2 separate regions of the Mus musculus genome follow, and region 1 is linked to region 2. Evidence: chromatin contacts called from ENCODE Hi-C or POLR2A ChIA-PET data. All regions are on one chromosome and are shown on one strand. The core of a region is the stretch at or near the end of the contact, and the rest is flanking DNA. Distances in the headings are between cores, read along the strand shown.

The links. A loop is a pair of places that touch in the nucleus more often than their neighbours do. ChIA-PET counts read pairs that join two places held with the same protein, here RNA polymerase II (POLR2A).
Region 1: a map of left cerebral cortex shows a loop between it and region 2 (3-fold over the local background). The contact joins the promoter of Ilrun here to the promoter of Rps10 in region 2. A Hi-C loop is called at or near these places in 1 of 37 maps with a recorded cell type or tissue (left cerebral cortex). POLR2A ChIA-PET finds 5 or more read pairs at or near these places in 1 of 5 experiments (Patski).

The regions. Positions count from the first base shown.
Region 1 is chr17:27,817,164-27,822,484 of GRCm38, forward strand. Ilrun (inflammation and lipid regulator with UBA-like and NBR1-like domains) reads right to left here and starts at 3,379. Exons shown (of 5, transcript NM_001033279.3): 1 at 3,014-3,379. The coding sequence starts at 3,171.
Region 2 is chr17:27,633,817-27,638,900 of GRCm38, forward strand. Rps10 (ribosomal protein S10) reads right to left here and starts at 1,428. Exons shown (of 6, transcript NM_025963.4): 1 at 1,388-1,428; 2 at 510-659; 3 at 256-427. The coding sequence starts at 659. It overlaps Gm15420 (predicted gene 15420), which reads left to right and starts at 1,428. Exons shown (of 2, transcript NR_167724.1): 1 at 1,428-1,615; 2 at 2,754-3,052.

The sequences.
Region 1 (5,321 bases), core at 2,129-4,628, 190 kb after region 2:
CAACAAAAGAAAGAGGAGGTAGATAACATAGAAGACCCTTTGTTTTTTGAAATCAAAATGTCAATTTTCTGATACAGACAACAAAAATACTTTGGGGTTTCATTTTAGAAAACTCAGGATCTTCATTTTAAACTGATGATTTTTTTTAACCATGTTGCAACTTTATTGTTTTGTTGCTTAATGTTTAAGCCCCACTTGTTTCTGCCTTTTGTCTACATCTCAAATCTCCAAGCCTTTGTCACTGTGAAGACTTGTATGACACACAGTTTTTCACTTCCCATCTGTTCAGAGCTAAATGTTAAAGAATGTTGTATAGCATTTATCCAATGAAGTCTTTGATTGATTGGGTTCTAGAGATAGGGTTTCTGTGTGGACCCTGCTGGCCTTGAACTCAGGAGATCCACCTGTCTCTGCCTCCCATGGTCTGTGATTAAAGGCATGCACATCAACCAGGGTTCAGGGTACAGATCTTAAGTACTCAGTTGGTCCATGGGGTTTTTGTGGGGTTCTGCGAACTTATATTTTTTTAATTAAAAAATATGAGTGGGGTGGTAGTGGCACCTTTAATCCCACCACCCAGAGGGCAAGAGGCAGGTGGATCTCTTGTGAGTTCAAGGCCACCCAAAGTTATTTATTAGAGATTCCGTCTCATAAAAAACAACAAACTCACTCAGTCTTTATTTATTATCACTTTGTTTGAGTACAGCATACAGGTCTATGGAGGTCAACTGTTGGTACACAGGTTCTCTTAGCGTTCTGTTTTCCCACACAGGGTTTCTATGTGTAGACCAGGCTGGCCTGGAACCCACAGAGATCCGCCTGCCTCTGCCTCTGCCTCCAGAGTGCTGGGGCTTGCACAACCACATCTGGCTGGGGGAGCCATGTTCTTGTTACTTTTCTCAGCCACATGCCTTGCCTGTTACTCACCTGTCACAAACTCTGAAACCGTCTCAGAAAACACACACCCCTCAAGCATACAAAGCTAATTCTGGTGGGTTTATAGTCAGAAGAGCTGAACCAGGCAACACTGGCAGTACTAAAAACTTAGCTGGGCCTGATGGCTCACACCTGTAATCCCAGCACTCACAAGACTAAGGATCAATGGTCCCGAGTCTCTTCAGTATTTAAATAGTCACATCAGGAGGAACTAGGGAGAAATAGTGTTCTTTCCCTACCAAACCACCAAGCTACCTAGTGTAAATAAGAGGGGAAAAAGAAGCTGGGATGTGGGAGACAGACAGCAGCAACGCTCTACACAAGCTAGAGGCTCCTAGGAACTAGACTAGAGCAATGCCCACTCCTGCATCCATCCACAACCTACCAGTCATAGGCTGTGCTCAGGATTTTTCTTTTTCTTTTTTTTTTTTTTAAACAGGCTCTCAATATACCCTGGCTGGCCTGGAACTTGCTATGTAGACCAGCCTGGCCTCAACTCACTTAGATGTGCCAGCTTCAGTCTCCAGACTGCAAGGACTAAAGGTGTGCCCAAATGAAACCCATCTAGTTGGTGCTCAGAAAAGTAGCTCCATTCCCTGCATCAGATCACCTGGACCCAATATACAAGCCCAGGAGCTGGAGAGACACTCAACAGCATGTCTGAGTTCCATCTCTAGCACCCAGTACTAGCACCCCACAGCCCACATGTACCCGATGCCTCAGGCCTCCAAAAGAACCTGTACACATGCACATACTCACAATTAGGAAATAATAAAAATAAACGAAGACACAAACAGAACTCACAAGTACTTGTTTAACTCTAAAAGGCTGTGCCTCAATGCCTCCCAGTTTACCAGACACTAAAATATCAGCCCCATTCTTGTCATTTTTTTTTTAAGACCAATAGTGAAAACACTTCACCTCTGGTTCTCATCACAGATAAGCATCTTTGGAGTGGGGTGGGGGAGCACTAGGCAGGAGTAGGATAAAAATCTAAGCTTACAACCTCTTTTCAGACATTGCTCGAGGCACTGGGTGGACATGGAAATAATGGGAGTTTGTTCAAGGGATGCCAAGAGAAACAAGATTCCACACGTCAGGGCACTGAACGCTCAACACGGGGCAAAGGGCATGCACCCCCTTGCTTTTTGCTCAAATCCCGATTAGTTGCTTCACCTGAGAGCCTTTCAAAGGCCGTCTAATGGTCTCCAGTCTAATGGTTAAATTCCCGAGTGAACTTAACAATCCCTACTTGGAGACCAAGAGAAAGTATTCTTGCTTATCAAAAACAGCAAGTGCTGCTCTAAGAACCAAGACACACGTCGGTGCCTGGAGACAGCTCCACTTCAGCCTGTACAACCCAACTACAAGCCAGAACCCCTGGCCCCCAACCTATACATTTCTCAGTTTTCTGTCAACTAAGCCCATCCAATCAGTAAGCTCGTCAAAGTTCCCAAGGCCAAGCCTCTGCCCAGCACGCCAGTGTCTTCACAAAGTTCCTGCCTCCAAGATCAGCTTCCCTCCACTTTCTGAAGACTTTTCCCAGTCCTCGTCGCAGGCCTGGCGCTCCGGCGCCTCCATTAGATGTCACTTCTCCCTGGCACAACTCTTCCTTTCTCACCATACTCAGTTGATTATAATTTGTGTTCCCTCCGCCGCAAAAGTCGTTTTCGCCCTTATCTCCTCAAAGAGACACAAGATCTATTCTCAGCTCCGAGACCTCTCCCGCGCCCAGAGTTCGACCTCAGCACCTAACACACTCCCTCGAGTTTCCACACCGTTCTGTCATCCTCAGCTCCTACACTTCGCACCTATTTAAAAGGAAAACACTTCGCAACTCTCGTTTCCTGTGCTTTCTACTCCCAGAACACACGCTTTTCGCCCCAGATCGACTCCCCTGGCTTCCACCTCACCACTTCTCCCCTCTTCCCATGTTCTTCGGGCTCTGACTCCCTGCCACCTCCCGGCCTGGGCCCTGCCCTGCCCGGGAGTACTCCACGAGCGGGCTCCGGTGTTTTTGCCCTCGGGGCCGCGAGGCCGCTGCCAGCAGGATTGGCTCCGCGTGGGGCGGACTCACCAGTTGGTCATGTCCAGGAAGAAGGCGCAGCCGGCCGGGTTGAGCTGGAAGCCGAGTAGCCGCTGGAACTCGGAGATGAGCACGTCCTTGTCTGTGGTGCCCAGGCAGCTGAACTTCTGCATGAGCTCCGGATCCAAGTCCACGTCCATGCCCTCCATGGCGGGGGGCCCGGACGCACAGCTTCCACCGCCCCGACCTGCTTCTCCACGGGCGGCCGCCGCGCCCGGGCCCGAGCCCACGAAGGGCGGCCCGCTGCTGGCCGGCGCCGCGCGCACTGCTCCGAGACAGGCCCCAGGCCTCTCACCGCCTCATGGGCTGCGCGCGCCGCGCCGAGCCGCGCCGCACCGCACCGCTCGCTCCTCTCTCGCTGGCTCTGGGGCTCGCGCTCCCCCCCCTCCCACCCCCCCCAGCGCCCGCCTCCGCCGCCGCCGCTGCTGCCGCCGCGGTTCGCAGCACCGCCGCCTCCGCCTCCTCCCGGGCCGCGCCCAACGCGCACGCGCGGGGCCGCTCGGACCCCGCCCCTTCCTCTCCCGAAAGCCCGCCTTCAGTGACGTCATAACTCGGTGACGTCTCTCGCGTGACCTCACCGCGACAGAGCGGAGGGGGCAGGAAACGGGAAGCCGGAAAGAGCGGATACTGGGCGGGTCTCTGTCCTCGCCTGAGTCCCCACACTGCGTGGGAGGAGTCACGAGTCTGAGAGGTGCTTCGGAGACGAGCGACCCCACCCATGCTCAGGCTGGGAACCCGAAGTCGCCACAGGAACAGAGGCTGGGACTGGGGCAAAGGGCAAAGGGCAGCACAGAGCGGACTCTTGCTGCTCCGCTCTCAGGGGACTTAGTATTCAAACAGACATTTTCCCAAGGTCGCGGCGGTGCACGCTTAGTCTCTGGATTCTGACCTGAGTTTCTCATGACTGCCTATGTTACTATGCAACCTTAGCATTACGTTTCCAGAAAATAAAGGCAGCCTAATGCAAGCACCAGTTACAGGTCAGAGGAACCGATCCTCTGCAAAGAAAGGTCAATACCCTAGAATTTAGCAAATCTTGTTCTGTCTCTAAAATCCACGACCAAAAAAATGACTGTAGACAGTATCCAGTGTATCTACTAATGTGAGGCTCCATTTGAAGCTGAAGGATTAAGAAGCTCAGCTGTGGAGAGACTCATCTGCCCGTTCTGTCACCAAGTATTTTCTCAGTGTCACCTGTTAGATATGACTAGGTACAGGGATGGGGGTGGGTAAGAAACTGGGCAACTGGGGACTTGGCTTAAGCTGTTTCCCCGAAGGTATGAAGACCTGGGTTCCTGAGAGCAGAGATACTTCGCTCTTGCATATAAGGCCTGGCTGACAGCCAAGGGTGGCGGCACTGGGGAGGCAGGCAAATTTCTGTGTGTTTGATGCCAGCCAGAGATACTCTAGACCCTGCCTTTAAAAAATAAACCACCCCAGCACTCAAGAGGCAGAGGCGGGCTTTCTTCCTGGAGTTGCCTTTGATCTCATCCTCCTACCCCTACTTGCTGGGATAACTACTGTCACAACTACTTCTGAAAAGAGACTCAACTGAAGTCAGTGGGCCTGGGAGGAGGCTCAAAATCGCCTGGTGATTGTTATCATATCCAAATTTCAGAGCAGAACCTTGAGCAAATGCAGTTATTGCTGATAGTTTGCTCAACAGTTCAACCTGATTAAAGATTGACAAAATATGTTTACGGATGTGTTTGAATTGTGTCTATCTCATGAACAGCAGCTGTGAGATCATGAGGACCAGAGCTCAGGGTTATCAGTGTGACAGTTTGTGTATTCCTACCGTTGGCAGTGCTTCAGACACTCTCTTCTCCTTAGTCATGGTTTCTTAGGACATAAACTACCAGGTTAGCTTCATATCACATGCCTGTAATCCCCACATGAGGAGGCCGAGGATCAGGATGGAAGGCCACCCTTAACTGCTTAGTGAGGTCAAAGTGAGCCTTGGCTACAAAAAAGCCAAAAGACAGCCTCATATGGTGACACACCTGTGATCTCAGCACTTGGGAGGCAAAGGCTGGAGAATAAGGAATTGAGGCCAGCCTCCACCAGCCCTGGTGACTCGAGACTGTCTCAAACAAAACAAATCATAAGAGCCAGACAGGGTGGCTTCCATCAGTAATCCCAGACAGGGTAGATTCCGTCATCTGTAATCCCAGTACTGGGAATCGATATAGGGGACTGAGGTCGGGGCATTGCTATCTGTTCAAGGCCAATCTGGCTTCAGAATGAGTTTGAAGACAGTTTGAATAGCATAAGACTTTATCTCAATAAAGAAAGCAAA
Region 2 (5,084 bases), core at 178-2,677:
GCCAGGGCTACACAGAGAAACCCTGTCTTGAAAAACCAGAAAAAAAAAAGTCTAAGCTGTGAGAGGTAGAACACACCTGTGACCTCCAACCCTCAGGCTGAGATGGGATCAGAGATTGTTTAAAGTTCCCAGCTATATAAGGACCTCAAGGCCCCTCTGGGTTTCATGAGACCCTATCTCAAAAGCAATTGTGCAACCAATACACCCCCAAAAAACGGTTTCTGAGGCGGCCCTTGGGGCAATCAGAATCAGTACCTTTGGGCCGAGGCCTGCCGGTCTCGGGACGGCTGCGACGCAGGGTGGCGGGCACGATCTCCGGGGGTAGGTGCAGGTAGTCTCGGAGATACTGGATGCCCTCGTTCGTAAGGTACCAGTAGAAATGTCTCCAAGCAAACTGTTCCTTCACGTAGCCTCGAGACTTGAGAGACTGCAGGACATAGACACATGTCAGTCAGCAGCTGGCTCCTCGGGAAGGGCAGACCTATTCCCACCTGTGTCCCTCTCCACACCTGCATGGCCTTCATTACATGAAGGTTGGGCACATTTTTGTCTGCCAGCTCCGGGTGCTTAGGCATGTGGACATCCTTTTTGGCGACCATCACGCCCTCCTTAAAAAGGAGTTCGTAGATGGCAATCCGATTCTTCTTAGGCATCAACATCTGCAAAAAAGACGTGACGGTTTAGCATCATGGCCAGAATCCAAATCACCACTGTCACAGGGTGAAAACGCCAGACAGGCACCATAGGGACCAGGTCCCTCCACCTCCACAGTTTGGAGGAAAGCTACCAGGAAGTTAATGCAATAGGGTCACAAAAGGCACCCATGTATCTGCTGTCACGGCTCTCACAGCCAAGTGACTGGGGGTGGGAGGTAGACACAGAACCTTGTCAACCATACTTGGGGGCCATCAGAACCAGAGGTCGTACCTAGAGCAAAATCGGGGGACTCCTTAAAGAATACAAGGAGGGGCCAGAGAAAGGGCTCCACTTCCTGCGCAGAGGGAGCACTAAAGTAACGGGCTCGGTGCTCCCCTGAAAAGTCCTCCCCAAAGGTAACGCAGAGACCGGAGGGTAGCAGGGAGGAGAGAGGGGGTCTGCCGCGAAAGGGACGCACGCAGGCGGGAGCCGAACCCCTGGCCCGGGCGCTTCCCGCCACACGTGGCCTTCAAACTCCTCTCCTCCACCCGCCGCCATCGGGACGCCGGTCTTCTTCAGTCGACTCTGAGTCGCAGAGCTGCGTCCCCCCACAAAAGCCCTCTGGGCACGGCGCGGCGAGCGGCTGGAAGGGCGAGTACGGCCTTCGCCTCCCCCGGAGGACGCGGGCCCTCAACGGCAGCGCTGCGGCCCGGATGGCGACAGATGGAGCCCGGACGCCGGAGGAACTCACCGCGGCGGCTGCAGGGTCCGAGGCGGAGGCTGGAAAGGAAGGGGCGTGCGCGGCGCAGCGTCTCTTCCGGGCTGCGCGGCTCCGCCTCCCTGCAGGACCCGCGCGCTGCCTGGGGTGCCCTCGGCAGTGCCTGAGGAGTGGGGACGGTGCTAGGACGCATGTGCGAGCCATCCCGCTACGCTTCCCGCCCCCTCCTCCACCCCGCCCCCACCTGGAGATTGCTAGCCCGTGAGTTGTGTCCGGAGCTGGGGTGCAGGCGCTTGGTGCAGAGAGGCCGGTCCGCATTGCCCGGTGGGGATGGAGGCGGAGGGCTAAGAGTTCAGGGATAGATTAGGCCAGCCTGAGCTACCTGAGACCTTGTCCCGGAAGGACAAAAAAAAAAAAAAAAAAAAAAAAAAAAAGCATACATGGCTGGTACACTTTTTACACATTCCAGACTCATTCGCAGGAAGAAACTGACATCCCCATTAACCCTGCTTATACTGGAGTAAATTTTACTTACGCTTCGTAAAGCCTCTCAAATAAGAAATGTTAGTCATGCTGGGCGTGGTGGCGCACGCCTTTGATCCCAGCACTCGGGAGGCAGAGGCAGGCGGATTTCAGAGGCCAGCCTGGTCCCCAAAGTGAGTTCCAGGACAGCCAGGGCTACACAGAGAAACCCTGCCTCGAAAAACAAACAAACAAAAAAAGAAATGTTAGTCATCAGGCAGGGTAGCGTCCAGGCGAGACACATCCAAGTAAGACCCTCCCTAAAAAAAAAAAAAAATAATAATAATAATAATAATAATAAATAATAGTAATTAATTTAAAAGGCAAGGCATGATGTGCAGTACGGATGCAGAGGCAAGCAGATCTCCCTGAGTTCAAGCCCAGCCTGGTGTAAACAGCGAGTTCCAGGCCAGCTAGAGGCACAGTCTCAAAACAAAACCAGCCATGCCCAAAGAAATGCACCCCACCTTGTTGATTTTAATTTCTAGTTCTCCTTTACCTGTCTGACTAAACGGTTTCTTTATTGTGTGTGTTCGCTTATTGCAGACAAGGTTTTGTTCTTGCCTCTGCCTCACAAATGCTGGCATTGCAGGCGTGCACCACCATGCCTGGTTGATGAGCTGTCTTCTCAACACCCCGGCCACAAGCACGAAGCCAGCATCAAATTAACTGACCATGCGTGGTGGCAGCACCGGAGGAGGTGAAGGACTGCCTCACCTCTGGTTGGGAGGACAGCTCCTGAAAATACTCCTTACAGACAATTTGTATTGTGTTGACATTTACTGTCTGTCAATCAACACGAAAGCCAAGGGGAGGAATTTTTCTCCCCTCCCCCGCCCCCATGCTGCTTTAACTTCTGTCTTTCCACCCACCGCAGGTCTACAGTTGTCTGATGGGGGACTGAGATGGGCTGCCACAGTCTGGTCCTGCTCTGTAGCCTGGGCTGCGGTCAATCTTGAGATCTCCCAGCCACAGCCTCAAGTGCTGAGAAACCAGGTGCGGCTGTAAGCATCTAAAACAAGATAGTTCCAGGCGGAGTCTCTGACTGGCCGGCTGGAGATGAGGCTGGGCTGGAACTCCTAGCTACCCTCTGCTTCTGCCTCCCACGCTGCTGTTAACTAATGGGCCCTCCAGTTAGCTCATCCCAGGAAATCCATAAAAGCCTTTTGTTCCTGAGGACTCTGCTCTCCTTTGTGACCTTTGCCGGCTCCATCTGAATCTTTCCCGACAACTGTGCTCCCCAACCCCCACGCTTGGCTTCATCTCAGTTGTATTGGTTTTGTGCCAAGAGCTCCCAAATTTCTGGTGATGTAGGATAAATATCTTGGGATTCCCTGGCTACCTTGCAACTGCCAGACACCCAGGCCCCAACACTGGGCCTAAAAGCCGTTTGGGCTGAAGTGGATAGGAGCAATGCATGCATCAAGCAATATATATTTTTTAAAGATTTATTTATTATATGTAAGTACACTGTAGCTGTCTTCAGACACACCAGAAGAGGGTGTCAGATCTCATTACAGATGGTTGTGAGCCAACATGTGGTTGCTGGGATTTGAACTCCAGAACTTTGGAAGAGCAGTCAGGTACTCTTACCCATTGAGCCATCTCACCAGCCCCAAGCAATATTTAAACCCATAATATGCCAAGAACATACAAAGAAAATGACTGGAGCCTGGTAGGAGCGAATAGCGGAGTGGGAGTGGGGAAGCCAAAGCCTACATAGAAGACTCAGAAGAGGGAGGAGGCAGAGAAGGCTCTGTGTGGTAGAGAGCCAGGGTGACAACAGCCAGGACAATGTGACCTCGGCCGGAGCGGTGAGAGTCTGTGGCTCAGCTGGCACCATCCCAGCTTAGCCCTCAGGAAGCCCTGAGTGTTGTATAAAGTATAAACCTGGTGTGCTGTGGCTAAGACCCGGTCACCGCAGCTCTTGAGAGGTGGAGGCAGGAGGCCGGCAAGTACAAGCTTATCCTCAGCTACAGGAGGTGGGGGGGTGCCGGGGTGGTTAAGAGCACTGACTGCTCTCCCAGGGGTCCTCTGGAGGATTTCAAACAACAGCAGACGTGGTGAGGTATGTTTTAAAGAGACTGCCTTTGTAAGACAAACTGTAACAGAATCCTCTAGTGGACCCAAGTCAAAACACAACAAAGCTGCCCCTGAGGTTTAGAGAAATACCAGAGTCTCCCCTCAGTCCCTATGCTAACGGCTCTAGCTCTGGGTGCAGTCAGGAGCTCTGGAGCTGGCTCTTTACTTCAGAGCCTGAAGGCTCGTCTTTTATTATTATTATTATTATTATTATTATTATTATTATTATTTTAGCCGGGTGGTGGTGGTACAAGTCTTTAGTCCCAGCACTTGGGAGGCAGAGGCAGGAGGATTTCTGAGTTCAGGACAGCCAGGGAAACCCTGTCTCATTAAGAAGAAGAAAGAAAGAAAGAAAGAAAGAAAGAAAGAAAGAAAGAAAGAAAGAAAGAAAGAAAGAAAATAAATCTTAAAAAGAGAGAGAGCTGGTTCTTTCCCTTCAGCGTGGGGGGCAAAGGGTCAAATGGTCAGGCTCAGTGGCTCAGGGGCTCAGTGGCTCAGTGGCTCAGTGGCAAGTGCCTTTACCCACACAGCTACCTCAGAGGCACAACCATTGCAGTTTTATCCAGTGCTAGAGACTGAGCCTAGGCTTTTATGCTTGCCAGGGCAGACATATCTACAGTTGGCCTGGCACTTGTCTTCCTTCCTTCGTTTCTTCCTTTCTTTTACAGACCACGGAGTTACAGACAGATGTGAGCTGTCATGTGGGTGCTGGGATTTGAACCCAGTCCTCTGGAAGAGCACTTAGTACTCTTAAACAATGAGCCATCTCTCCAGCCCTGTATTTTTTTTAAATTGGTATGCAATATACAATACACCCCAGAGAGTTGCAACCCTTTGGGGAGGAGAAGTTCACATATTAGATATCCTGTATATCAGATATTTATAGTATAATTCATAACAGTAACAAAATTACAGTTATGAAGTAGCCAAAAAAATACTTTTATGGTCGGGCCACCATAACATGAGGAGCTGTACTAAAGGGACACAGTATTAGGAAGGTTGAGAAAATCTTACTGTTGAAAGTATGTAAGCCGACCTGGTGGCCCAGATGTAGCTGAGCAGCTGAAGTCGGGAACCCAGAGCAGAAGCCGGGGTCTAGGTTCTTGGGCCTCCTAGGGTTCTCCCC